2 separate regions of the Homo sapiens genome follow, and region 1 is linked to region 2. A link is a loop called in an ENCODE intact Hi-C map of the cell type or tissue named here. Cell type or tissue: OCI-LY7. All regions are shown on one strand. Links, peaks and the distances in the headings refer to the core of each region. The heading gives the core; the rest is flanking DNA. Region 1 has its middle 51 kb from the start of TIAM1-AS1. Region 2 has its middle 53 kb from the start of TIAM1.

Evidence for each region. A loop is a pair of places that touch in the nucleus more often than their neighbours do. Peaks named below come from ENCODE experiments on the same cell type or tissue, not always from the same donor. Only the 100,000 strongest peaks of a DNase experiment are listed, where the experiment ranks them.
Region 1: a loop joins it to region 2, with 5 times the contacts of the local background. A loop is called at or near these places in 4 of 110 quality-filtered maps.

What each region holds. Positions count from the first base shown.
Region 1 is chr21:31,500,949-31,515,969 of GRCh38, forward strand. It overlaps a transcript of TIAM1 not described here. Among named protein-coding and RNA genes, the nearest start is that of TIAM1-AS1, 51 kb to the right of the region's middle. RefSeq lists a silencer at 8,853-8,912. In OCI-LY7, for the core only: CTCF peaks have their summits at 8,838 and 9,041; DNase peaks (open chromatin) are centred at 5,133, 6,103 and 8,843; H3K4me3 peaks cover 2,134 bases; H3K27ac peaks cover 2,716 bases.
Region 2 is chr21:31,389,366-31,404,386 of GRCh38, forward strand. It overlaps a transcript of TIAM1 not described here. Among named protein-coding and RNA genes, the nearest start is that of TIAM1, 53 kb to the left of the region's middle. RefSeq lists a silencer at 14,457-14,657. In OCI-LY7, for the core only: no CTCF peak of the experiment used is centred there; a DNase peak (open chromatin) is centred at 8,806; H3K4me3 peaks cover 1,570 bases; H3K27ac peaks cover 2,242 bases.

The DNA.
Region 1 (15,021 bases), core at 2,005-10,004, 110 kb after region 2:
TTCTTGACTTGCCTGAGAAAACAGGACACTTTTACAAAGGCAACTAATAAATAACATTTCAGGAAAGGCTATCTTTGCTAACACGCCCTGGCAGCAGAAAGAGAAATGTGGGTGTTTTGTTGGTTCTTTTTTTTTCCCTCTCTCCTCCTCCCTGCCCCTCTCATATTGGACTCGCCACCATTTGGGGTTAATGATTCCCCCAAGGGATAAAGATACAGCGAAAGAAGGACCTTCAGATGCAGTCCAGAAGGTCAGGACCACACATTCCATTACTGCAGAGGCTGGTTCACACCCCACGTACATTGCACCCTCCAGGAGCCCCTTACCAATGCTGCTCAGTTACAACGGTGAAGAACCGGGGTGCTGGATTTTTTTTGTTTTTAAAAACGGAATGGGCTCTCAGCAAGCCACAGGTCAATCAGGATGGAAAGAAGAGAAGGGGGAGAGAGTCAACGCAAAGCAGAAAATCACTTTTCTAGGCATCTACACAACTAGGAGGAAAAAAAGTGACCTTTGGGCCTGATTGACCAAAGTGACCCAAGCTCGACGGCTTTCTTTGGCCTTTCGTATCTACCTGTTGTTCTCTCAAGACAAAACTGGTATTTCTCACTGGAACCCACCAAATCCATGAAGTGGTTTTTGTTTGTTTGTTTGTTTGTTTGTTTGTTTTTTGAGACAGGGTCTCGCTCTGTTGCCCAGGCTGGAGTGCAGTGGCGCGATCTCGGCTCGCTGCAACCTGCACCTCCCAGGTTCAAGCGATTCTCCTGCCGCAGCCTCCAGAGTAGCTGGGATTACAGGCATCTACCACCACGCCTGGCTAATTTTTGTATTTTTAGTAGAGACGGAGTTTCACCATGTTGGCCAGGCTGGTCTCGAACTCCTGACCTCAGGTGATCTGTCCACCTCGGCCTCCCAAAGTGCTGGGATTACAGGCGTGAGCACTGCGCCCAGCCTTGTAAAGTGGTTTTTACCAACAACAAAGAAGCCACTTGCTTGGAAATGTGGGACCAACGGGCTGAATGCCCCATCCGCAGCCACCTGGGAATTTAATCAGGGTAAGACTAAGAGCAGGCACTGCCTTGTCCATCCTATTTATTCTCCCCCAGGTTTCACTTAGCTGTTTTGAGAGCTGGGGGAAAGTTCCAGTGTCAAGGAATTCAACTGGCAGAATTAATGACTCAATAGCTTCAGTTCTAATAAGGTTACCAAACCAGTCCGCCAAGTAACATATCTTAAAGAAAAAAAAAGGTAAAAGGAGAAATACCAGAGAGGACATTTTAGGGGCCCACAAACACTGTCAGGAAGGAAGCAATTTTATTATTTGTTTTTTATTTATCTTTTGAGACAGGGTCTCGCTCTGTCGCCCAGGCAGGAGTGCAGTGAGGTAATCTAGGCTCACGGCAGCCTCGAACTCCTGGGCTCACGCAATTATCCCGGCCTCAGCCTCCCAAGTGGCTGGGATTACAGGTGTAAGCCACCGCACCCAGCCTGGAAGCAATTTTAAGAGAGGGCTGACTTCCATGTCCATTACTACCACAACCACCACCATCACCTACCACTTCCTACCACCCTCCCCCAAATCTGGGTCAGCACCAAGCATGAGGAAAATGGAACTAAGGACAGGATTTCAGCTAGGAAAAAAAGGAGATCACGAAGCCTAGATAATGAGTCAGGTGAGAGGAGTTTCTGCTCCATTCAGGACGCTGCCTTAAGATGTATTATGCCTAGATCATCCGTCTTGAGTTTCCTGGTTCACTCCGGATTGCACCCTTTAAAGCATTTCGTAGTTTCCCTTTACAATCAGATCCTAATGATTCAAGGATTGCTAATCCAGGTGGCTGTACTCTCCAATTTTGGTTGCCAGCCATTTCTCTGCTTAGGAGCATCTCATCAAAGGGAGAGCAAAGGAAGTTTAAAGAAAGCCAATCAGTCAAGCAAGGCACCCTCACATTCCAAGCTCTTACTTGAGTTAGGATGATGAAATTGACTTGGCAGGGGCCAAATCAAAAATAGAGGAAAAAAAAGGATGGGCGCAGTGGCTCACGCCTGCTGTGAGAGCCACACCCTGGGCTCTGATGTATGTTGCAGTGACATGGCTAAATGTACCAAGGTCAAAATTGTCCATAATCCGCTATTGTGTCTCCCTTAGGAAAATGGTGAAGAAGGCTGGGTGCGGTGGTTCACGCCTGTAATCCCAGCACTTTGGGAGGCTGCGGCGGGTGGGTCGTTTGAGATCAGGAGTTCAAGACCAGCTTGGCCAACACAGCAAAACCCCGTCTCTACTAAAAATAAAAAAAATAGCCAGGTGTGGTGGTGCGTGCCCGTAATCCCAGCTACTCAGGAGGCTGAGGCACAAGAATCACTTGAACCCGGGAGGTGGAGGTTGCAGTGAGCCGAGATTGTGCCACTGCACTCCAGCCTGGCCAACAGAGTAAACTGAGGAAAGAAAAGAAAAAGAAGAGAAGAGAAGAGGAGAAAGAGAGAGGAAGGAAAGAAGGAAGGAAGGAAGGGAGGGAGGAAGGGAGGGAGGGAGGGAGGGAAAGAGAGAAAGAGAAAGAGAAAAAAAGAGAAAGAGAAAGGAAGGAAAGAAGGAAGGAAGGAAGGGAGGGAAGGAGGGAAAGAAGAGAGAAAGAGAAAGAGAGGAGGGGAGGGGAGGGGAGGGGAGGGACCTGAAATCAGCACTCCAAAATACACTTGCTTTTTCTCTGACAAAACCAAAACGGCAGGCTGTAGGGATCCAGCACTGTGCATCCTGCATGAAAACAGTGGCTGACAGTGTCAGGACCCACAATACCTCTTCATCATCACAGTAAAGTCCGCCCTCAGAAGACTGGAGAGGTTGAAAGACCAGGAGAAACACCACCATTTGAGACATCACTAGCCTAAAATAAATAGGTTAATTTATGTTTAAAAAAAAAAAGTGAGGACCAGACTATGACCCCTTCCACGTCCAAAATTCTAAGCACGATTTGATAGACTAACTATCCTAGGTATTCCAATGGAAGAGTTGGGATCAGCCCATCCACTTTCCCAGAGCAGATCTCTAATGCTTATATGGTATCATTCACAAAGGGATAAAAGAGTAACTGTCCCTCCTGCCAATCCCTGCCCAACCTTACAGTGAACAAGAGCCTGAATCTTCCAGATGAAGCATGAGCGCTCTCCAAGTTAAGCATGGGCGTGCAAAGGGCTGGCATGCTGTCTGTCTTGACTTGCTGAGGACTGACAGGTTCCTGCTTGCTGGCATATGTGTTACAAGGCAACCCAGGCCTACAATGAACAACAGCCTGAGAGGGGTTGCCTTTGCAGGTAAAAGGGAGATCTGATTTAATCTTCACAGAGATGCAAGGGTGCATCCAGAAGAGGGGGCATGGCCGCTGAGAAGTGAGGAATCCAACCCTTTGGGGTAATTCATTCCCCGATACTTTTCAAGGATGGGCTGCCACTATGTCAAAAAGAAGGTACAACAAGTTCGCTACCTGGCAATTTCAGAAGCCACCTTGAGGGCAATGCACCCCTCCTCCAAGTTCAAGAATGCCACTGTAAGAAGCAGAAGCAATATGGGGAGCTGGGATCTAGGTCGCTCCTCTGTTAGATCTGAAAAGACTAAAACATGAAAACTTCCAAAGCTGGTAAAGCTCCTACTTCCCAGTTAGCTCAACCCAGTGGAACCAAGGGTAGTTCTCCAGGTCAATGTCTCTGACTGCACCAGGGGCTGATGACTTCTGCAGTGGAGGGGGAAATGCAGAACTCAGTTTGGTTTTTTCTACGTTCAGATCCCAAGTCATCCCTTTCTTCTTTGGATGTTAAAGTAGTATTCATCGGCCTGCATTTTTTCAGGATCTCATGCTTGCTAATAACCACTGTTACTAAAAAAAAGAAAAAACTTCTAGAGAAACCTGACCCTTCTCCCAGAAGCTAAGAACTTGACAGCTATGGTCTCCTCCACATAATAGATACTCCTGCCCTGATACTGCAAGACAGAAATGACCACTTTTAAAGAAATTAGCAAGTACCTTCAACAAATTTGTTATTAGCCTCTGACAGTCCCGCACTGGAGACCTCAGAAACACCAAAAATAAAAAGATACAATCCCTGTCATAAAGGGACTTAGGACACAGAATGAGTGAGGACCCCATGGGCCTAAAGCAGCATCCCATGGTGTGTAGCTAAGAACAAACCAGATTCAATCACAACTCAGCCACTGATTGGCCGGGCGACCACAAGGCCAAGCAAGCTACTTAACCCTCAGTTTCCTCACCTACAAGATAGAGATCGTGAATCCACCTCACAGTGTTGACATAGGATTCAATGATATAACTCATGCAAAAAAGCTTAGCTCTCTACAGGAGATATTATCATCAGCATGAATAATTAGATTCTAAGACCAAGAAGTATAAATGTTAAAAGATATGAAAGGTCAAGGAAATTTTAAAACTAGAAGACCTGGAAACTGGATAAACAAAGAGCAAAGAGAGATCAAGAAAAAAAAAAGTAAATGTATTCTTCTTAAGCCAAGCTCACTGGTGTCATTCACAAACACAGGGAATTCTTGACCAAAAAGATGACTAAGATAACTACTTCAACCAGCACACTCTGGAGCCCATGGAATTGGAAGAGCACTCATTGAGTGTAGACATTGCAGAGAATTGTGGGGGAAAAAATCAGTGGATCAGCATTACCGTCTTAGATGTTTAAAGCCTCTGAAGTTTTCTTAGATGGAAAGATCATCAAAGGTTACTATTCCAGCTCATTTTAAAAGCTGATGCCAGGCCGGGCACGGCATCAGATTTTTTTTGTAATCCTAGCAGTTTGGGAGGCTGAAGCGGGCGGATCACCTGAGGTCGGGAGTTCGAGACGAGCATGGCCAACACAGTGAATGAAACCCCGTCTCTACTAAAATTACAAAAATTAGCCGGACGTGGTGGCGGGTGCCTGTAGTCCCAGCTACTTGGGAGGCTGAGGCAGGAAAAATGCTTGAACCCAGGAGGCGGAGGTTGCACTGAGCCAAGATCTTGGGCCACTGCACTCCAGCCTGGGCGACACGGTGAGACTCTGCCTCAAAAAAAAAAAAAAAAAAAAAGGCTGATGCGCACAACAGGAAACGACCAACTTGCTCAAGGTCCCACAGCTTGCTGGAGACAAAGCTCTGATTACAACCCAGGCACTGATGGCTGCCCTCATAGTTTTCTGCCCAGCACGACTCCTCTTCACAGCAGGAAATCAGCCACCTACACAGGCTCCCTCCCCATTTCCATCTCTCTTCCCATCCCTAATAGCACTCTCTCTAAACTCACGCACTCTCACACACGTACACACACACACACACACACATATGCATCTGCATCTTTTTCCTCCCTTCCATATCTTTTTTTAAGGTATAAGAAATACATATACCATAACATCTATCATCTTAACCCTTCTTAAGTGTACAGTTCAGTGTTATTAAGTACATTCACATTATTGTGCAACTATCACCAACATCCATCTTCCGAACTCTTTCCATCTTGCTAAACTGAAAGTCTATACCCGTCCAACACAAACTCCCTTGAATTTCACTACTCTAGGTCCCTCATACAAGTGGAATCACATAGTATTTCTCTTTCTGTGTCTGGCTAATTTTACTTAACGTAATGTCTTCAAGATTCATCCATGTTGTAGCATGTGTCAGAATTTCCTTCCTTTTTGGCCAGGCACAGTGGCTCATGCCTGTAATCCCAGCACTTTGGGAGGCTGAGGCAGTTGAATCACTCAAGGTCAGGAGTTCAAGACCAGCCTGGGCAACATGGTGAAACCCCATCTCTATTAAAAATACAGAACTTAGCCAGGCATGGTGGCGCAAGCCTGTAATCCTAGCTACCTGGGTGGTTGAGGCAGGAGAATCACTTTAACCGGGAGGCAGAGGTTGCAGTGAGCCGAGATCGTGCCACTATACTCCAGCCTGGGCGACAGAGGGAGACCCTGTCTCAAACAAACAAACAAAAAACTCCCTTCTTAAGGCTAAATCATATTCCACTGTACGTATACACATTTTGTTGACCCACTCAATCAACAGACACTTGGGTTGCTTCCTCTTTTGGCTATTGTGAATAATGCTGTTATGTGCGTGGGTATGCAAATATCTCTCTAAGTGTCTGCTTTCAATTCTTTTGGGTAGAGACCCAGAAGTGAAATTGCTAGATCATATGGTAATTCTATTTTTAATTTTTTGAGGTGCATGCACCTTTTTAATTTTTTTTTTTTTTTTTTTTTTTTTTTTTTTTTTTTTTTTTTTTGAGACAGAGTCTTTCTCTGTCGCCCAGGATGGAGTGCAGTGCAAGGATCTCAGCTCATGAAACCTCTGCCTCCTGGGTTCAAGCAATTCTCTTGCCTCAGCCTCCTGAGTAGCTGGGATTACAGGCACCTGCCACCATGCCCCGCTAATTTTTTTGTATTCTTAGTAGAGATGGGGTTTCACCATGTTGGCCAGGCTGGTCTTGAACTCCTGACCTCAAGTGATCTGCCCACCTCAGCCTCTCAAAGTGCTGGGATTACAGGTGTGAGCCTGTAAAAGGGACCATGTCTGGTCCCTTTTAAAATTATATCACACTTCTCCATAACTACAACTAATAGCAAAATATGTTTTCTTTTTTATTCAACTAATGTTTATTCAGCACCAATTATATGGTAGGCCTTGGGCTATGTACCTGGGATACGATCAATCATGACCTAAAGTCATGGTCCCCGTCCTCTTGGGACTCACAGTCTAGCAGGAGGGACAGACAGGAATCAGATCACAGGCAGCTATCTGGAGCAGACAGACAACAGTGAAACTGACGCAGGCAGCAGTAACTCTGCCATCAATCATATTATGGGAAGGTGTTTTAGGGTGGTAGCCCAGGGGTGGGTGTGTGCTGTGGGTTGAATTGAGTGCCTTAAAAGATATGCTGAAGTCCTACCTGTCCTACCTCCCAGAACCTGTGACTGTGACCCAACTGGAAATAGGGTCTTCGTAGACATAATCAAGTTAAGATGAAGTCATACTGGCTTAAGGTGGGCCCTATTCTAATGACCAATGTCCTAATAAAAAGAGGGAGACTTGGACACAGACAGACATGGGGAAGGAGGACATGGAAGACACAGACAGGGACAGGAAGGACGCAGCTGCACACTGAGGAAGCCACCAGAAGCTGGAAGAGGGAAGGACAGGTTCTTCCTTAGAGCCTTCAGAGTGAACGTGGCCCTGCTCACACCTCAGTCGTGGACTTCGAGCCTCCTGAACTGTGGGAGACTACATTTGCATTGCTTGACGCTTCCCCTCCATGGTACTCTGTTAGCACAGCCCTAGGAAACCCTACAGGGTGGAACGTAGTCCTAGGTTGGATTCTTTTCTACCTTTCCTTGGAGTGGGGAGGAGAGAGATAGAGAAATAAAGAACTAGGTTTTCATATTGAAATTTCTTTTTTTTTTTTTTTTTTGAGACAGAATTTGGCTCTTGTTGCCCAGGATGGAGTGCAATGGCACAATCTCGGCTCACTGCAACCTCCGCCTCCCGGGTTCAAGCGATTCTCCTGCCTCAGCCTCCTAAGTAGCTGGGATTACAGGCATAAGCCACCACCACACCCAGCTAATTTTGTATTTTCAGTAGAGATGGGGTTTCTCCATGTTGCCAGGCTGGTCTCAAACTCCTGACCTCAGGTGATCTGCCCGCCTCTGCTTCCCAAAGTGCTAGGATTACAGGCATAAACCACCGCGCCCAGACTCATCTTGAAATTTCTAACCAACTTTCGATCCTGGCCTGTGGACCTGGGTCTCAGCTTCTGACTCTGTAGGGTGAGTGTGCCCTTAGACTATATCCGAGATCCTAGCGTTGAAGTGGTCCTAAGGTTCCCACGGAGTCTTTTTCAAGCTAGCCCACAGGGCAGTTCCTGATCACCCCCATGGGAGACCTATGCGCACACTATTGGTATTAAGATATGACTTGCTGCAGGACATTTAGCAAACTGGGCTGTGCTACGAACTCACCTGCCCCTCCCCCATGCCTTGTCATGAACAAAAATGCCTCCACCCCCATGTCTAGAGAAGCCAGCAAGAGGTGAGACCCCCTGGAGGGAATGAGTCTTAAAGCTGGGTCATAGAGCAGGCCACTGATTTTCCATGAGATCTATGTTTGAATACATTTGGAGTATCTGCGTGCCTCCGTGGTGGAGATTATGGGGTATGGAGGGCACCCTGCACAACGGTTCTTCAGGACTACCCGACAAACCCTACCTGCTGAGACTGGGAGGTCACCCCAGGGAGACTCACCCATTTAGGGAACCACTACTACAGCTGGGAGTGTCTCACCCTGTTGGATGGATCAGGCATGGCATGGGGAAGCCTCCTGAATATGACATGGAAAAAGGAAGCAGACATCCCCCGGCAGAGGTGCAAACCCAGCTCTCCTGGAGTCCTGCAAAGCCCCCAGGACCCACTCAAGGGCCATGTGAGCACCAAGTCACCTGCCTGGCACAGGCGCCACTTCCCACCCGCTCCTCGGGCACCCAACTGTTCCAGCACTCATCACTGCACCTCCTCCGCCACTGTCAACACAAACACCCACACCCAGGCAGGAAGTAAAAATAACCAGCCGTTTCATAGCATGTCTCATGCCTCATCTCCTTCCCGAGGCACGCCTCTCTCAGTCCCCTGCAGGCATCAAGGACCCACAGAGAGGAGAGAGAGGCAGGGAGTTAAGACAGTTCCAATGCCCTGTGCTTTGTCTACACTGTCAGACAGAGATCATCTCTAAAAGGGATAAAAGTCAGAGGCCCTTCCCTTGCAACAAAGACGGGGCTGCATGTTTCTCTCTCAGGGGCGCCCCCTACCTGGAAGGACAGTTCTTTCTACCAGTAAATTCCACGTGCCTGGAGAGCCGCAGAACTTCAGGGATGAGTCAGCCAATTACCGCTGGGCCCCTCCCCACCACGAGAGTGTGTTTATCTATCTCAGGCAGAGGTACTAGTGCCCAGGCAGAAAAGACATGAAAATCACAACCCCAGACCAGAACTAGCATCTTTTATGAGGCACAGCCATCAAAGGACCTCCTGACAGCAAAGCCTGGTGCTATGGTTCTGAAGTGCATCCCCCAAAAAGATATGCTGAAGTCCTAACCCGGGGTACCCGTAAATGTAACTGCATCAGTTTGCTAGGCTTGCCATAACAAAATACCAGAGTCTAGGTGGTTTGAACAACAGCAACTTATTATCTTACAGTTCTGGAGACTGGAGTCCGCGACCAAAGGGCCAGCAGGGTGGTTTCTCCTGAGGCCTCTCCTCGGCTGGCAGATGGCTGCCTTCTTTCTCGCTGTGTCCTCACACAGCCTCTCCTCTGTGCGTGCACATCCCTGGTGCCTCTATGACCAAATTTCCTCTACTCATAAGGACAACGGTCAGATGGATTAGAGCCCACCCTAAGGACCTCATTTGCACTTCATCATCTCTTTAGAAGTCCTGTCTCCAAATACAATCACATTCTGGCGTAATGAGGGTTCGGGATTCAACATATGAAGTTTCAACATAGGAAGTTTTGGGGGAACACATTTCAGCCCATAACAGACCTCATTTGAAAACTGTTGGGCTCACACCTGTAATCCCAGCACTTTGGGAGGCCAAGGCGGATGGATTGCCTGAGGTCAGGAGTTTGAGACCAGTCTGGCCAACAAGATGAAACCTCGTCTCTACTAAAAATACAAAAAATTAGCCGGGCGTGGTGACAAGCACCTGTAATCCCAGCTACTCAGGAGGCTGAGACGGGAGAATTGCTTGAACCCAGGAGGCGGAGGTTGCAGTGAGTTGAGATCATGCCACTACACTCCAGCCTGGGCTACAAGAGTGAAACTCCATCTCAAAAAAAAAAAAACAAAAAAAACTGTTTACTTTTTATGATCATGTCTTGCAGATGTAATTCATTAAGATGAGGACATATTGGAGTAGGGTGGTCCCTGAGTTCCTATGACTGGTGTCTTTGCAAGAAGAAAAAAGACACAAAGATACACACAGTGAAGGTAACCATTTGAAAGCAGAGACACATAGGACAACGCCATGTGGCAACAGAAGAGAGACAAGTCAAAGAATGCCATAGGTTGCTGGGAAGCACCATAAGTTAGGAAAAGGCAAAGAAGGATTCTACACAGCATCACAGGAGGAACCAATGCCGCGGGCACCCTGAGTCTGGGCTTGTGCCCTGCAGAACAACGAGAGAATAAACTTGTGTTGTTCTAAGTCACCCTGTTGGTGGCACTTTGTTAGGGCAACCCTAGGACACTCAGCCCTAGGAAACCAGGGTGAGCAGTTGGCTGGGCACTAAAGGTTCAGACCTCTTGAGGCCGCTTAGCCATACATAGAAAGCCTCCGTCAACACTATTTCCTTCTAATAAAATTCAATAATTGACTTGCAATACAGCCTAGCAGAGGAATTCTTAGTGCGGACTCTGTGGCCAGACTGCCTGGGTTCAGAACCTTGGTCTGTCCCTTACCAGACATCTGACCTTGGCCAAGACACACCCCCAGGGCCTCAGTTTTCCTCATCTGTAAAAAGGGCATGATAATAATAGTATCTAGCTCATCCTGCTAGGAAAATCACATGAGGCAATACTTACGCAGCAATCAATGCCTGGCACCGAGTCCAAGCTATGCATGGGTTTGATAAGTCCTGACAAAGAGTTATGTCACCGACGTATGCTTCTCTCAGTTGTATGTGAAATCCCGAAGAATCCTGGGTCGGGCCTCCCCGATCCTGGACTGATCATGTGTAACCTTAAAATTCACCAAAGTTCCAGGAAGGCACTTTGCAGAAAGGGAAAATGTAATAATACAAAGGAAACATTCCTAAATGATTAAAATGTCCCAAACTTACACCTCGTTGCTAGGGCAAGGGAAAAATATTATAACAACAAAATTTAATTTGAGAATCTATTTGAAAAATCAGCTGGAAGTGACAGGCAGAAATAGACAAGAGAGACACCATCTCAGCCATGGGCACGAAGGAGAGTGGCAGGTTAGGGTCAAGTGGCAAACCACAGCCCGTGGCAAACTCCTGGGTATGTCACACACAAAAACGTTGACAAGACATTTACCTAAGCTGCCTGGGATGCACTGAATTTCCTTATCCTACTGCAATTTATTTTATTTGTTTATTTTATTTTTTGAGATAGGGTCTCACTCTGTTGCCCAGGCTGGAGTACAGTGGTACAATCTTGGCTCACTGCAGCCTTGACCTCCTAGGTTGAAGCGATCCTCCCACCTCAGCCTCCCAAGTAGCTGGGACTACAGGCACATATCACCATGCCCAGCTAATTTTTTTTCACTTTTTGTAGAGGTGGGGCCTCCCCTGTGTTGCCCAGGCTGGTCTCAAACTCCTGGGCTCAAGTCATCCACCCGCCTCGGCCTCCCAAAGTGCTGGAATTACAGGTATGAGCCATCTCATCTGGCCACAATTTTATTTTTACTGTTGTCACAACAGCACTATATAAATCAATGAATGGCCTGTGACCCAGTTTGAAAACTACGGACACAGCCCTCTGCAAAATCCTTCCTACTTCATTTTTTCAGAATATTTAACTCCAGGGACTAAATTCTGAGGAAAACTCCCGGGACCTTCTTTTCTTTTCCAGAGTCAAAGACAGTCCTGTCTTTTTCTTTTTTCTTTTCTTTTTTTTTTTTTTTTTTGAGACAGGGTCTCACTCTGTCACCCAGACTAAAGTGCAGTGGCGTGATCTTGGCTCACCGCAACCTCCACCTCCCAGGCTCAAGCAATCCTCCCGCCTCAGACTCCCAAGTAGCTGGGACAACCGTTGCAAGCCACCATGCCTAGTTAGGTGTTTTTTTGTTTGTTTGTTTGTTTGTTTTGTATTTTTGGTAGAGACGGGATTTCACCATGTTGCCCAGACTGGTCTCAGACTCCTGAGCTCAAGTGATCCTCCTACCTCAGCCTCCCAAAGTGCTGTGATTACAGGCACGACACACGGCACCCAGCCAAAGACAGTCTTTTCTAACCATAGGGAAAACTATAATGTTCTAAAATAAACAATATGAGACTGGACACTAAAGACTATGAGGAAACAGGCTTCCAGAGGGCTAACTGCTCTATGCTAAAAATTCAGTGAAGTTTAACATTTACTCTTTTTTAACATAATTCTTAACTTCTAAAGCAATGCTATTTATTTTGTTTAATAAACATTTTCACACATGCCATATATATATGTTCCATACATATACACGTACCATGTTCCAGACACTATTTTAAACCCTTCACAAATATTAACTCATTTAATCCTCACAATGACCCTATGAAATAGGTAAACTATATGACACCATTTTACAGGTGGGGAAACTGAGGCCCAGAGAAGCTACCTGCCCAAAGTTAAGAGCTGGGATTCCAGTCCACTAGTCTGTGCTGCTCTAATTGATTTCTTCATCAATTTTCTCACTATCTCAGGTGCCCCTGTTCGCTATTAAGCGAACTTCCTCTTGAGTTTCAATGCTACCATGTTGTGAAATGCAAACTCTTAAACAAACAGCCCTGCCATTCAGGAGGGTGACCCACAAGCTCTCACCCTTTCAGCAGTCATCATCCCTTCCATGTTCTTTAGCAGTAGAATCAGACTGTCAAAATTAGCTCCTTAGAAACCAGAATATACCTATATTGAAAGAGCTAACTTCTGGATCTGTTTTAATGGAAACTCTTGTACAGATACCATGCCCTTCAGTTGTTTTCTTTAGGGTCAATCTAGACCTACTTGTAAAAATAAGGTTCTGGAGCCAGATGCAGTGACTCATGCCTGTAATTCCAGCACTTTGGGAAGCCGAGGCGGGTGGATCACCTGAGGTCAGGAGTTCAAGACCAGCCTGGCCAACATAGCGAAACCCCATCTCTACTAAAAATACAAAATTAGCCGGGCATGGTGGCATATGCCTGTAATCCCAGCTACTCCGGAGGCTCAGGCAGGAGAATCACTTGAACCTGGGAGGCAGAGGATGTAGTGAGCCGAGATGGTGCCATCGCACTCCAGCCTGAGCAACAAGAGCGAAACTCCATCTCAAAAAAATAATAATAATAAGGTTCTGGCACATCCCCCAAAGGCCTGCGACAGAGGGACATTTCTGGAAGGAAAATTCCCTTGTATTTCAAAAGCGGCTCTGACCCCATCCTCCTGCCTCATCCCACCCTCAATTGTATTTCATGATCTAAGAGGTGAAATTAAGAACAGACTCCCTGACTTGTAGAATCAAAGATGTTTGCCCCCACACATAATGCAAACCCAAGATTAAAGAAAGTAAAAACCGTTTAAGACCAAAAAGGCAATTATCCAACCAATCTCGTTTAATGAGAGAATTTACAAATTCTAGGTTCTTCCTTCTAGGGTTCTAAAGATTAGCCACCAATTGCTCAGGGCCAGCAAAGCAGCTGCCACAAATGTTAAGTTCCTAGCTGGAAAGTTAAAAAAATCATATTGATTTTTGAACTTTGGGAGGCCAAAATGGGCAGATCACCTGGGGTCAGGAGTTTGAGACCAGCCTGACCAAGATGGTAAAACCCCATCTCTACTAAAAATACAAAAAAAAAAAAAAAATAGCCAGGTGTGGTGGCAGGCACCACACCTGTAAACCCAGCTACTCAGCAGGCTGAGGCACGAGAATCGCTTAAACCTGGGAGGTGGAGATTGCAGTGAGCCAAGATTGCACCGCTGTTCTCCAGCCTGGGTGACAAAGTGAGACGCTTATCTCAAAAAAAAAATATTGATCTGAGTTTTGATACAACCACAGTCCTCCAAACCTCCAGCGTTCTGAACTGCAGAGTGCACGCCTGGAGGTCTGGAGTGTGGTCCCTGCTGATGCAGCTGCGCTGCCCTCTCTCTGCAAGAAAAAGGCCTCCTGCAGCCCGCAGCTGGGTGGAACCACGGGACAAAGCAGACTTTGTTCCAGCGGAAAGCCGATGTTAGGAGTTGGGAGAGATGGAAAGCAAGATAGAGTCACTTTATTTCTTGCTTCCAACTCTCATTATGTCTATTACACAGGCACACGACAGCTGCCAGACCCAGAAGTAGGCAGACGGGCCTTGCCTGGTTCGGTGACTCTTTTGCCAAAGGACATTGTGGATTTGACTACACTTTTGCAGAAACCCAAGTTTGGCCCTGGACCAAAAACCAGTCCTACCCTTTGTTATCCACCTTTTACCTTTCTTCGCTATCGACCCACAGGCCCCAACTCCAAAATCATGACCCACCCTCCCCACGCAGCCCTCATGTGCCTGGAGGGCCCCTTCTTCTTTTGTCTCTCTAGGAAAATCTCACCATCTTCTAGGTTGAGTTAGATACTCTATCCTCCATCCTATTGCACAGAAATCCTCAAAGTGTGGTCCCTGGACCAGTGGCATCAATATCAAAATCTGTGCACTGTGCCCCAGATCTACTGAAACAGAAGCTTGGGGTGAACCAGCAACCTGTGCTTTCACAAGCCCTCCGGGGGTGTTGATGCCCACTCAAGCTTTGCCCACTTCAACAGCCATAATCACTACTTTACCTCCTCCCTACTTAGCTTAGGACTCTGTCATTGTAAGTCCCTCAGAGTCTGGCACAAGCTAGGCACCCTATAAACACCCAATTGTTGAATTAAGCTAAATAACCTCTTCTAAAACTTGAAAGGGCAGTGTGAAATCGACAACTTTACAGGCTGCTGAACCTCCACCACCATCTTCAGACATGCAGCGCCAGCAACACCCAGGAATCCTGCAGAATAAAATCCTGCAGAATAAAGCCAGACTCGGTCAGAATTTCCATGGAGCAAGTGATTTGGGAAAAATTAATATGTGGCTCCTGTTCATGACCATTGTCTGCAGTAAGATTCTAAAACACACCAGGGACTGGACACATGGCTCACACCTGTAATCCCAGAACTTTGAGAGGCCAAGGCAGGCGGATCACCTGAGGTCAGGAGTTCGAGACCAGCCTGGGCAACATGGCAAAACCCCATCTGTACTAAAAATAGAAAAATTAGCTGGGTG
Region 2 (15,021 bases), core at 4,196-12,195:
ACCCAGCTAATTTTAGTATTTTTAGTAGAGACAGGGTTTCGCCATGTTGGCCAGGCTGGTCTGGAACTCCTGACCCCAGGTGATCTGCCTGCCTCGGCCTCCCAAAGTGCTAGGATTACAGGCGAGAGCCACCGCCCCCAGGCTTCCCAACCATTTAAAACCATAAAGTCTATTCTTAGCCTAAGCAACAAAACAAGGCAGTGGCCGGCTAGGTTGCTGAGCCACATGCTACAACACACTAGGCATACACAGGCTGCCCAACTACATTTATATTCATTTGAACAGACTGGTCGGCTAGACAATCAAAGTCCCATGCGTTGGATACTACCATTTAATCTCTTATTTTCAACCTCTAGAGAGAGAAAGATTTTAACCAATATTTGATGAACTGTCTAACCTACTTAGTGAGAACAAGCTTCAATTTATCTATCTTAGCCCTGGTATTTTTCTATATAAATCAATTCCTAAAGCACATATTTATAACTATAAATGTCAAGCCTCCACTCTGAGTTTTGGGCTCTTCATTCTGCACTCCACCACACATTATGTCCAACATGACAAATTTATTTCATTACATTCAGTAATCAGGAATATTTCCAGTGGTGGGAAAAAGCCTTGGAACATATCACTTTTCAGTATGGCTTCCTCATTTTAAAGATATATTTTTAAAAAATCTATTAAGAGGAATTTTTTAGAAAGCACAAAGACTTTCTTAAGCAAGAATGAGGGAACGTGAGAGATTTTTGGAGAATTTATACTTACTCATTCCTCAGTACCCACTTTGTGGATGCAGTATTATGGACATAATGTTTTCAGTTTTGATTAAATAATTAATGATGTAAAAACAAGGTATTATTTAGATTCTCTCCAATCACCAGGAGAACAGAACCTCAGGACTCCAACTTTCTTGTTTTTCTATATTCTCTAAAGCAATTTGAGAATCTCACTAATGGACAAGTTGTAAAACTTTTGTATTACTGTTATCAAAAATGACAAGTGATTTACCAGTATACACGTTCACTTCACTATTGTACCCTTTAAGATAATATCTTCCAATTTAAACTTGATCTTGGCTTTGCCTTTTCCTATGTATTGAAATTACATTAGCTCTTCTCATCAGCATCCCCCCGAAAGTAAGAATTAAGAATGCAGGAGCACCTATACAATCACAGATGTTATGAGCAGGAAGAAGGTCATCAGACAAGATTCCAGGAGGTGAAACATTGTATCAGCTCAGAAGAGAACCATGATCCGTGCAACCAAAGACTGAAATTTTTAAGCAAAACTTCATTATGGTTCTTGAAAAGTAAAGTCTAAAAACAACAACAAACCACCTTGTATAAATGTATATTTTGCTGTTTGATCGAGCCCAGAGCTTTTTAAATGAACCTATGCCAGGAAACACTGATGTTCACCCATTAAAAACAACTTTTTAATTGCATGCTGCTGAATTCTAATACATTCCAAATGGAGGCTCCTCATTCTCCTTTCTTCATGCAGAAAGTGACGACTAGCTTTTCCAGGATCAAAACCAGACCAGTATTCAAAGATTCGTAGTAGGACCTGGGCACGCACATCAAAGGGACTTCTCTGGCCTTCTACCAGCCACGCCTCTTCTTAAAGGCAGACAGGCAGATACCTTTCTAGATGATACCAGGGCACCCTGGACCCAATGCCCACGTCCAGGCCTTCTAGGGGCTCTTTCTTAGTTCTGACCTGGCAAGGTAGAGGACGATGCTACGTGTGCACTCATAGGCCCGAGGGCAGCTCTTGGTGGGGATTTTAAAGGGGGCTTCTTTGTGTACGCTGTTGTGTCCATAAAACCTTTCATTGTCCAAGATGGAGCCAGGGGTGGGAGGATAAGGAAAGGTCATGGCTGGGGCTGGCTTTTCCCTACCTTACGTTCCCACATGGTATTCCAAGGAGTCTGACAATTGTAACTCTGAATCCAGCTTTCCAAGTCGTTATGAAAGTCTAGGCCGGGCGCAATGGCTCACCCCTGTAATCCTAGCACTTTGGGAGGCCGAGACAGGCAGATCACCTGAGGTCAGGAGTTCGAGACCAGCCTGGCCAACACGGCAAAACCCCGGCTCTACTAAAAATACAAAAATTAGCTGGGCGTGGTGGCAGGCGCCTATAATCCCAGCTACTCGGGAGGCTGAGGCAGGAGAATCGCTTGAACCCAGGACGTGGAGGTTGCAGTGAGCTAAGATCGCACCATTGCACTCCAGCCTGGGTGACAGAGCAAGACTCTGTCTTAAAAAAAACAAAACAAAACAACGGAAAGTCTATTTGTCAAGGTGGGAGAATATATTTTATTTTACAATTTGTTACCTGGACTTACAACTTTTACATATCCAGACAAAGGTTATATGTGCCTCCATTTGTATTCTTGCCCGCAGGCCTGCTTCCTTCCACCAAAAAGAGACCATGAATACCTAACTTTTTTTAAAATTAAAAGCTGCTAGACATATAAAGAGAGTCCCTGATTTAGGACGGTTAGACTTACAGTTTTTGACTTGACAATGGCACAAAAGCAATAAGCATTCAGTAGAAATCATACTTTAAGTACCCATACGCCCATGCTGTTTTTCACTTTCAGTACAGTACTTAATACATTACATGAGATATTCAACACTTTATTATAAAATAGGCTTTGTGTTAGATAATTCTGCCTAACTGTAGGCTAATGTAAGTGTTTTGAGCACATTTAAGGTAGGCTAGGCTAAGCTAGGATGTTCGGTAGATTAGGTGTATTAAATGTATTTTCAACTTAAGGTATTTTCAACTTACGATGGGTTTACTGAGTCATATTCTCATTGTAAGTTGATGAGCATCTGTACTCCCATTCTCAGAAGCCATGAAAACACGGTATTTTAAGGTTAACTTGGTATTGTCTGCCTTGTTAAAAAGTCGAAAATGAGGCTGGGCGCGGTGGCTCACGCCTGTAATCCCAGCACTTTGGGAGGCAGAGGCGGGTAGATCACCTGAGGTCAGGAGTTCAAGACCAGCCTGACCAACGTGATGAAACCCCGTCTCTACTAAAAATTCAAAATTAGCCGGGCATGGTGGCAGGCGCCTGTAATCTCAGCTACTCAAGAGGCTGAGGCAGGAGAATCGCTTGAACCCGGGAGGCAAAGGTTGTGGTGAGCTGAGATCGCGCCATCGCACTCCAGCCTGGGCAACAAGAGCAAAACTCTGTCTCAAAAAAAAAAAAAAAAAAAAAAAGTCGAAAATGATCTTCAATACCTGATATAGTGTTGTCATTTGTCCCCTCCAAATCCCATACTGAAATGTGACCTCCAATATTGGAGGTGGGGCCAGGTAGGAGGTGTTCTGGTCAAGGCAAGGGCAGATCCCTTGGCTTGGTGCCATCCTTGCAGTCATGAGTGAGTTCTTGCTCTGTTAGTTCAAGTGAGAGTGGGTTAAGAGAGACTGGCACCGCCTACTCTCTCTCTTGTTCCCTTTCGCCATGTGACATGCTTGCCCCTTCATCTTCTGCCATGAGTAAAAGCTTCTTGCAGCCTCACAGAAGCCAAGCAGATGCTGGTGCCTTGCTTATACAGAACCGTGAGCCAAATAAACCTGTCTTCTTTTTTTTTTTTTTTGAGACTGAGTCTCACTCTGTTGCCCGGGCTAGAGTGCAGTGGTGCGATGTCAGCTCACAGCAACTTCCCCCTCCTGGGCGCAAGCAATTCTCATGCCTCAGCCTCCCAAGTAGCTGGGACTACAGGTGCCCACCACCATGTCCGGCTAATTTTTGTATTTTTAGTTAGGACAGGGTTTCACCATGCTGGCCAGGCTGGTCTCGAACTCCTGACCTCAAGTGATCCGCCCACTTTGGCCTCCCAAAGTTCTGGGATTACAGGCATGAGTTACTGTGCCCAGCCCTCGCTTTAAAAATTACCAAGCCTCAGGTATTGCTTTACAGCAATGAAAAACCGATTAACACAGTACTTTGCCAGAATTATTAAAAATGAAAAACGAATGCAACAGGCTGTCCACTGACGTCCACTTCTGAGGCTGCTTTTGAGGCATTACTATTCCATGAGCTCAACACCACCCTGTCCTCCCCAGCAGCATCCTCTGCCTCTGCACCCAGAACACGCCCAAGAGACATGGAGGCTCCCAGAGCTGAATGCAGTCACATCGAGCCTTATAAAACCTGTGTGTGTCCAAACTGCTGGATTCCACATGAATGTCGGGAATCCTCTCCACCACCACTGAGAACCATGGCTAAAGTATATCTGAATTTTTTAAGAGAAGAATTTCAGTACCTCCTTGGACTTCAGTTGTTTGTGAGGACTGCTAAATAGCCATTTTCTAAAGCTGAGAGTGTCTGTTTGAATGTGGAGTATCATAAAAAGTCACTTAAGGAGTGGTTTTAATGGAAACAGAACCAGCACTCAGAATGCCCTAAATCTTTCCTGTCTTTACCACTGACTGTTATACTATATAATAACCATATGGCCTGCATTTCCAGGAGAGTTCCAATTTCATGTATCTTATTACATTAAATTAATAAATAGGCTTATACTGATTCTTAAAGATTTTCTTTTTTTAATATTTTCCAAATGTTATACAATAAAGCACGTTTTTTCATAATCAGAAACAAATAAATTTCATTTATATATTATGTGAATATACATTTATATTTATATTCTGTGCATACAAAAACCCGCATGTGAATGCTTATAGCAATTTTATTCATAATTGCTAAAACTAGGAAGCAGCCACAATGTCCTTCAGCAGGTGAAGGGATAAATAATCAATGGTATATCACACAAAGGAATATTATCCGGCACTGAGAAGAAATGAGCTAGCAAGCCACAGAAAAATATGGAAGAACCTTGAAGACATATTACTAAGTGAAAGAAGCCCATCTGAAAAAGCTACACACTGTATGACTCCAACTACACGACATCCTGGAAAAGGTGAAGCTATAGAGACAGTAACAAGAGCAGTGGCTGCCAGGAGATGGGGGAAAGGAGGGATGAACAGGCAGAGCACAAAAGATTTTTAGGGCAGTGAAACTAATTCTGTGGGATACTATGTGGTGAACACACGTAATTATACATTGGTCCAAACGCACAGAAGGTACAACACTGAGAGTGAAGCCTGGTGTAAACTATGAACTCTGGGTGGTGATGACAGTTGAATGTTGGTTTTCTGTTTGTAAGAAATGCACCAGTCTGGGGCAGGATGTTGGTGGTGGGAGAGGTGGGCCAGGAGTGAGAGAGGAAGGGGCGTACAGGAACTCTGCGCTTTCCACCCAATTTGGCTGGCAACCTAAAACTCCTCTAAAAATGAAAATCTACTCATTCTCTCTCTCTCTCTCTCTCGCTCTCTCTCTCTCTCTCTCTCACACACACACACACACACACACACACACACACACACACACACACACTGCCAGAGGAGCCAGGGCAAACACACAGGGCTCCTGTTTATGGCCACTTGCCTGAAGCAGTGGGCAATCATTCCCTCCACCTCCTTGCCCACAGCCTTGGTTTCTTCTTCCTTCCATAGTATAAAGTGATTCTAGTTGCTACCCATGAGCTACAGGCATTATTATAAAACTAGTAAGTGGGGCCAGGCATGATGGCTCATACCTGTAACCCCAGCACTTTGGGAGGCCAAGGTGGGTGGATCACTTGAGGTCAGAAGTTCAAGACCAGCCTGGCCAACACAGTGAAACCCCGTATCTACCAAAAATACAAACATTAGCCAGGCATGGTGGCGCGTGCCTGTAGTCCCAGCTACTTGGGAGGCTGCGGCACCAGAATTGCTTGAGCCTGGGAGGCAGAGGTTGCAGTAAGCTGAGATCGCGCCACCACACTCCAGCCTGGGCAACAGAGTGAGACTCTGTCTCAAAAAAAAAAAAGAGGAGGTGGGGGGAGAACAAAACTAGTAATTGGAGCTCTCTGGAGATGTCACTACGTCTCAGGGGGCTACTTCTAGAGAAGTGACAAATGGCCCCACACACAGATCACTGCTTGCCTCCAGAGAGAAGCAGTCCACTGGGGACACGGTGCCGCTGCAGCCATGTGACAATAAGGATGGCTTTCACACCAGAGCAGCAGGGAAAATTGGACAAGAGGGGCCCTCGGAGACCGAGGTCATCTAAACACAGCCAATCACCAGATACGCCACAGAGGCGAAGAGAAGGGCCAACCCTGCATTTTCTGCCACAGGAGAATGTATTGTTCTCTCCAACTGAGAAAGCAGATTGCGTTACATTTCTCCACATAAATGAACTTACACAGAGGGCATGGGGGTAGTAAAAGGTGCTGGACGAGAGAATAAATATTGACTAAAACATCTATCTTGGGGAGGGGGCGCATGCGTTCCCCTGGCTGTCGCGTGAAAATTTTTGCTTTATAAATTGGGGAGGTTATTAAAAGGACGTGAGATGCATGGAATTAATGAACAACTATCTGTGAAAATCTATCCTAATTAGGAAACAACATGTACATGCCTGAAACAGCAGGCCAGTAGGGAGGGCCTGAACAGAAAGAAAACAAGGAGCGAAAACAAAATAAGGCTGTCTAGCAAATGAGGGCATCATTCTTCCTCTAGATTTAAAATTCAACAGGAACATGGCTTTTTTCCTCCGTAATGGCTGTGAAATTGATTGGGATATAGGCTAACAGAGGTCCCCAGAGTGCTAAACTAAATTAGAGGAAGTCTTATAATTACAGCTAGCAGTTAATTATTATATGATGGGAATTGTAATCAAAGTAACAGATACACTATTATTTTCCATCTTCTCTGCAAAACACATCTAACAAAGTCTCTTAAGAGGAGTAGAGGGGCTTGTTTGTGGTTCAACTTATGCCGATTCCTACTGCCCAAAATCCAAACAAGAACCTCGCTCCTGCAGGTGACTTGGGCTGTGACCTCGGCGCCTGCCCCATTCCTGCCTTTCCCACGCATGCCTCCTGCCAATCTTCAATACATTCGCGGGTCCCTCTGCCTGGAATGCTCTTTCTCTAGATTTCCACGGGGTCTCTCCCTCCACGCAGACCTCAGGATCACACCTCCTGGGAGAAGTATCCACTGACCACCCTGTCTAAAATAGATACCTATCACCCCCTCCATGTTTATTCTCCTACCTGCCCCACTGTAGCTCCCGAAACACTGTCTGGCTCTGAGTTGGTCCTCAATAAATATAAAAAATAATAATAATAAATGTAAAATGTTTAAAATTAATATAATAATATGAAATATTATATAATATCAATTATATTATCAATTATAACAATATTATATTTAATAATATTAATATAAAACAAAATATTGGGCCAGGCGCGGTGGCTCATGCCTGTAATGCCAGCACTTTGGGAGGCCAAGGTGGGCGGATCACTTGAGGTCAGGAGCTCAAGACCAGCCTGGCTTCACATGGTGAAACCCCACCTTTACTAAAAATACAAAAATTAGCCGGGCCTGGTAGCAGATGCCTGTAATCCGAGCTACTCAGGAGGCTGAGACAGGAGAATCACTTGAACCTGGGGTGGAGGTTGCAGTGAACCGAGATCGCGCCACTGCACTCCAGCCTGGGCGACAGAGTGAGACTCCGTCACACACACAAAAAAAATTTAAATAATATTTTATGCCCTTCCACTTTTCTAATAGTGGAAAGAAACCAAAGCAAAGGGATCCTTCGATCGCTGTGATATGATTGTATTTAAGCGAACAACATTCTAGCAAGACCTATATTCAGACCAGCCTGGAAGTGATAAAGTCTGTGTTCAACTTAGCAGCAGATCTTTAGATGTAACATCAAAGAGGTAATGAAAGGGAATTAGGATTTTTTAGGTATCTTTTATATTCTAAGCACTATGTTTGGCTCTGAAGAGATATGATCTCTTAACAAAGAACTATCATGCCCGTTTGTAAGTGTCATTTTATAAACAGCAAAAAACTGAGGCAGAGAAGTTGTTCAAAGTCACATATACAGCAAGTGCCAAATTCCTATACAGATCTTTTTGCATCCAAAAGCTCTAAGGGTCCATGTTTCAAACCGCTTCCTTCCTCTTTTCCTTTCTCTCCTCTTTTCCTCCCATTTTAATTCCTTTGAAAAAAATTCAGAAGTAGAAACCAATATACAAAAATCTTGATACCTGCCACCCAAAATGAACATTTCTAATTTAAATCATGAAAATCACATTGACCAAATCAGCTCCTGGTTTAAGTTGCCCAATATCCCCGCGCCAGAAATGAGATAACAGGACAAAGAGCTGGTGAAACCTCATTCAAATTACAATTTATGGCCATCCTTCCTGGCTTGGTGCCAACACGTTATGATCCAAATCTGTTAGGGGGAGTCTTCCCAGTCAAAGGCAGCTCTGTGTAAAACAAACCTCTCTATACAGAAAGAAACGCTTTCATTCCATTCCAGAAGTCAGAATGTGAAGATGCTGGGCTGCTTTCTGCCAGGGCAAAACGAAAGACATGGAAAACAGGGAAATGAGAAGGGACAGAGGCAACAGGTCTCACACTAACCATTTACAGATAACAAAGGAACTTCAGAATTCTTCCCTGCTACCTTGTAGAATGGATGAACCATGGAATACCTGATAAACTTCTAAGCAAGCTTCAGCCTGCCCCTGTGCAGATCTGCACAGACTCCAAGTACCTCCCACTGCCATGGGATGTACATGGACCAATGTGTTGGCTTCCCTTTGACCTCCCCCCTACAACCTCCCCCAACCTCCCCTCTGCACCAGCAGAATGGGACCCAGGGGCACAGGAAGTGCCTAATCTCTGCAAGCAAATGTCAATCTTCAGGGCAAAAAAAAAAAAAAAAAAAAAAGCTTTGTTCTTTAGAACCAGAGTTGAAACTAGGTTGAAATGACCACATCAATTCACTAACTTGAATTCACAAAGGAAGCACCTGTTTTCAGAAAGGCGTGTAAAATTGTAAAACAATCTTACTTTTTATGCCATCCTTCTGAATGAAGAACTGTGGATAAGCTGGGCCTGGGGGAGACCTGGTCAGTTTTCCCACACAGTGGTAATGGTTTGTGTTACTGAAGAAAATGTCAAAAATTTTTTCTTAAATAAACCACCACATAATTTTACTCCACTAAAAATGAGAAATAACATAGCCATGGGAAGTAGCCCACATCTTTTGTATTCTCCATCACACTTCAAATATCTAAACACCTGACCAAGCACATAAAGAAATGGTGGATGTGCTATCACTGCAAAATTCCAACTGTAGGCAGAAGTTTGCCATCCTCATAGCACAGTACACAGTTCCCAGACAGGAAAATTCTTTGTGCTCCCTCAGTAAAGGAGAAAAATTATGACCAATTACAATAACAAGGGCATTAGCCACTTTGATAAATATCTAAGCAGGCTTCCGTCTGTGCCTGGGCAGATATGGAGAACGATTTAGTGTGATATGAGAATACAGAGTTGATCACTTATCTTGTGAAACTGAAGAAGAAAGAGAAATGTAAACGTCAGCATCTCTTATCACCCAGGCTCTGACTCTTCTCAAACTATTAAAAATAGCCTTTGGGATGGGCCCGGTGGCTCACGCCTATAATCCCAGCACTTTGGGAGGCTGAGGCTGGCAGCTCACCTGAGGCCAGGAGTTCGAGACCAGCTTAGCCAACATGGAGAAACCCCATCTCCACTAAAAACATAAAATAAATAGATAAATAAAATAAAATAAAAATAGCCTTTGCCAGAAACTAAAAAGAAACAGCAAAGCCAAAATTAATTCCACAAGGCGGAATTGGTTGCTTTACTCATTTATACTATGTATAATAAAGAGTAATAAATTTCTATTATTATAAATCTTACTTTGACATTTTAGATATAACATCAATGCCCCCTGAGATATACTAAAATTTGTCTATAAAGCAAGGAAATTATTTTTTTTTAATATTGGCTTGGATAAGTTCTCTCTTTAAAATTTATATGAGAATATCCTTAAATACTTCGTGCCATTTCAAACCGATTTTGATTTAAGATATATTACAATCTATTAAAGTTTTAAAAATAATAAATTAACGTTTAGGTCAACTAAATTAAATAATTATATACAATACATTATTGCTTTAAATCCCAAGGCAAAGAAAGGAAATTGCTTCTTCAGGCTGACAGAATGAATTGTATGCATCCACTGTGGGGGGAAATACCTTCTTCATCTAAAAGAGCTTGCCCCAAAAGTTTCTATTGCTCACAGCAAAGGTTGCAAAATGTGAACATTTCTAAAATGGAGGATTTTGTGTCTTGAGATATATGTTATAGCCCAAGAGATGAGTAAACCATAGCTGTTACAAAGAGGTGTTATCTGAAATTTTCCAAGCTTAAATTCAATATGACATTTAGCATTATTAAAACCCATTAAGATTTTTGACTTTGAGTTGATACAAGCGAAATGAGTGGCCCCCTGCACAAATAGACATGCCTTTCCCTGGATCATCAAAGCCAATATACCAGCTCATAAATGTCTCTCACAAGTTTTCTTTATTCCCCTAACTCAAATAAAGCTAACTTCATGGTTGCCTTGGAAAACAGACCTTTTTCAGAGAATGTTGACACTTTCATTGATTTCTAAGGGCTCCTGATAGCGTATGGGCACACACATACACTCACTCACACATATAAGTCAGAGAAGCCTGACTGTCAGCTGTATATGATCCTATCTACCAAAAAAAACAAACAAAAAAACAAAAGCTAAACCAGAATTTTAAAGAATTGGAAGGAAATATAAGGGGAAATATAAGGACAACACTCTTTTTTTTTTTCCTTTTCTTTTTTTGAGACGGAGTCTAGCTCTGCCACCCAGGCTAGAGTGCAGTGGCGTGATCTTGGCTCACTGCAACCTCCACCCCCTGGGTTCAAGCAATTCTCCTACCTCAGCTCCCGAGTAGCTGGGACTACAGGCACCCACCACCACACCCGGCAAATTATTTTTGTATTTTTAGTAGAGACAGGATTTCACCATGTTAGCCAAGCTGGTCTCAAACTCCTGACCTCAGGTGATCTGCCCACCTCAGCCTCTCAAAGTGCTGGGATTGCAGGCATGAGCCACCGCACCCGGCCAGACACCACACTTTCTGATTTATAAATTAGAGCAGTGGCAGCACATGCTGAAATATACACTCCAGGAGAGCAAGATCTTTGTGGATTTTCTGCACTCCTATATCCCAACTGCCTAGTAAAGTGCCTTTGAATGGATTTTAGCTCATGGAATCCTCTCAACGACATGATGAGACAGGTACTATTCCTACCCCATTTTACAGATAAGGAACTGAAATTCAAAGAACTTCGTTACCAAAGTGACACAGCTGGTTAGTGGGGCATAGAAGCCTTTAGGTCTTGCCCAGTCCTCTTCTCTGTCTTTACCATTTGGTTACTGTATTCCTGTCATCCAGTGACTTCAACACACATCAGAAGTCCTTGACTATTAAAGTGGAATCCCGGCCGGGCACAGTGGCTCATGCCTGTAATCCCAGCACTTTGGGAGGCCGAGGTGGGTGGATCACCTGAGGTCGGCAGTTCGAGACCAGCCTGACCAACATGGAGAAACCCCGGCTCTACTAAAAATACAAAAATTAGCTGGGCATGGTGGCAGGCTCCTGTAATCCCAGCTACTCAGGAGGCTGGGCAACAAGAGCAAAACTACTCTTGCCTGGGCTACTCCAGCCTGGGCAACAAGAGCAAACTTCATCTCAAAATAAATAAATAAATGAATAAATAAATAAATAAAGTGGAATCACTGCAGGGTGAGTCTGCATTTTTTAAGTCGAAGTTAGGAACTCAAAAAGTAAACAAGTGCATATGAAAAGATGAATTCATATGCACTAAGTTAATTCAAAAGCATGAATGAAAGTATTTTTTAAACTAAATATTCATTGGTGATGTCATGTATCCAATGACCTCTGCCCCTAGTCAGTGTTAGTAACCAGCTCTTCATCAGCTACAGATAGACTCCAGCACTTCTGTACCTCTTCCTCATTCTACTGTCTAGACCTGAAATTTTAACTGGGAAAAGCTGGAAGCTAACACTAGGCAAGAAAAAATGGGCCCTGCCCTCCTATTGTAGCCTAGAGCCGAATATAAACAATGGTAAACTGTTCCTCTATTGGGATATGGCAGCCATGTCAATCATTGCTTCCCAACAATCCCACCTTTTGGAGAGCCTGCCTGGGCAAGTCTGAGACCACCCATCATACATACACCCTTGCATCCCAGCAGAAGCTAAGTGAATACATGACTCAGTATTGGCCAAACAGACTCTCACTTAAAAATTTGGAATTAAGATTGGGCTCATGCCTGTAATCCCAGCACTTTGAAAGGCTGAGGCTAAAGGATCGCTTGAGCCCAGGAGTTCGAGACCAGCGAGACCCCATCTCTACAAAAAATATAAAAATTAGCTGGTCATGGTGGTATGCACGCCTGGAACCCTAGCTACTCAGGGGGCTGAGGCAAGAGGATTGCTTGAACCCAGAAGTTCGAGGTTGCAGTTAGCTAGAACCGCACTACTGCCCTCCAGCCTGGGAAACAAGGCAAGACTCTATCTCTTAAAAAAAAAAAAAAATTGGAGCCCGGGCATGGTGGCTCACACCTGTAATCCCAGCACTTTGGGAGGCCGATGCGGGTGGATCAGGAAGTCAGGAGATCGACATCATCCTGGCCAACATGGTGAAACCCCGTCTCTACTAAAATACAAAAAATTAGCCGGGCGTGGTGGTGCGCACCTGCAATTCCAGCTACTTGGGAGGCTGAGGCAGGAGAATCGCTTGAACCCAGGAGGCGGAGATTGCAGTGAGCCGAGATTGAGCCACTGCACTGCAGCCTGGCGACAGAGTGAGACTCTGTCTCAAAAAAAACAACAACAACAAAAAATTGGAATTGAGACACTGTGAGACTAAGACAGTTACCTAGAGGAAAGGTCAGGTAGTATTGGACTAGAGCAACATTGCACCAAATCAAAGCCATTTGGTAAGCAGTAAATCTGAGATGTCGTCAGAGACCAACCAAGAAAGTCAGTCTGCAAGTAGGAACAAGAAAATGGCAAAACCTTGCAGAGAAAAGCAAAAATTGACACTATGGGGGCCTCTGAGAGATGCAGGACCAACGTCTCTTCCTGATTTTCCTGCTTTACAAGGCCCGCACAACCCTGGCCGTCCACGACATTTCCCATATCCCTTCAGTAACACCATTTTTGCATGAGTTCACTTGAGAGAGCTTCTTCACATTTCATCATAACCAAAAGATCCCAAGAACATAGTATTTCCCCCCTCAGTTTCTCCCCGTTAGAAAAACTGACTAAAGGCCGGGCGTGGTGGCTCACGCCTGTAATCCCAGCAGCACTTTTGAGAGGCCGAGGCGGGGGTATCATGAGGTCAGGAGAGCGAGACCATCCTGGCTACCATGGTGAAACCCCGTCTCTACTAAAAACACACAAAAAAATTAGCCGGGCGTGGTAGCAGGCACCTGTAGTCCCAGCTACTCGGAAGGCTGAGGCAGGAGAATGGCGTGAACCTGGGAGGCAGAGCTTGCAGTAAGCCAAGATCATGCCACTGCACTCCAGCCTGGGCGACAGAGTGAGACTCCGTCTCAAAAAGAAAAAGTGACTAAACAATGTATCTTCCTGTACGTCTCCAAGAAGACAGGGGCTCACAGCACCACGGCTAATGTGCAGGGCTCATAATCACAGACCACTGCCAACATCCCTGAAATGCCGAATCCCAAAAGGCAGCATGACTCAGAAGAATTTGAATTATCCCAAGGTTAACAGTTAAGTATAAAGATGATATACTTTTTTATTTTTTTAAGACAGAGTCTTGCTCTGTCATCCAGGCTGGAGTGCAGTGGCACAGTCTTGGCTCACTGCAACCTCCGCCTCTCCGGTTCAAGTGATTCTCCTGCCTCAGACTCCTAAGTAGCTGGGACTACAGACGCGTGCCACCACACCCGGCTAATTTTTTGTATTTTTAGTAGAGACGGGGTTTCACCATGTTAGCCAGGATGGTCTCGATCTCTTGACCTCGTGATCCGCCCGCCTAGGCCTCCCAAAGTGCTGGGATTACAGGCGTGAGCCACTGCTCCCGGCCGATGACATACTTTTTTAAGAAAAAATTCCATAGTACAGAGAAAACAAAAACAACTCCCCGCTGCTTTTTTTGAAGAAAATCTACCAAGCTCTCAGGCTGTTTTTCAGCTATTCAGGTAGCGCTACAGAACAAGGCCAGTCTGACTCATGATAGCTCAAAATTATAAAATAATCTACCATGGATTCAGCCTTACTGGTTTCAAATACACATAACATACAAACAGATGCCCAGATAAATACATAAAGAAGTGAAGCTAGAATAAGGAATAGTCTAAAAATTGCTGGGGGCTGGAGAATAGAGAGATCCCTTCTGCTTGATGCATCTTGCTTGATACTGGAAGAAAGAACGAGGAGAAAAGTCAAAAAATGAATTAGACAGTCCCTGCCCTCAAAGACTTCCTAGTCTAGCTGAGAAGACAGTCACCCTCACAAATAGCTCAAATCCAGGGCAGATAGTGACAGAGGCTAATTGGAAGTCTCAGCAAAGCGTGATGGGATCACGGAGGCAGGAGCAATTAATCACAGGCAAGCCAAGCAGGCGACACTTAGCCGCAACTCACACAGGGCTGTCATTGTAAAAGGAAATCCACTCTAACAGTTATCATGAAATTGCATCCATGATCTTTGAGTCTTATCAGTCCATACCTTTTATCTGATTAATCGAAATCCCACCCTTTTCCAGGAAAAACAACATTTGTTTATCATTCCCTCCAAGAGCTCTTAAGATGACACAATGACCTTGAATTATCCTTTTATCTTTAGAAAATATCCTCCCTCTGAAAAGGCAACAAAAAAGTGAAGATAATAACCCCAAGGAGTTCAAGACCATAAATGAAAATAACCAAATTGCTTGGTCTCTATCCCATAACTGAGCTGCTGGACTTCACAGTCCACTCAACTGTTTGCCGTGTTAAAAATACTTAAGCAAACAGAGCTATGCT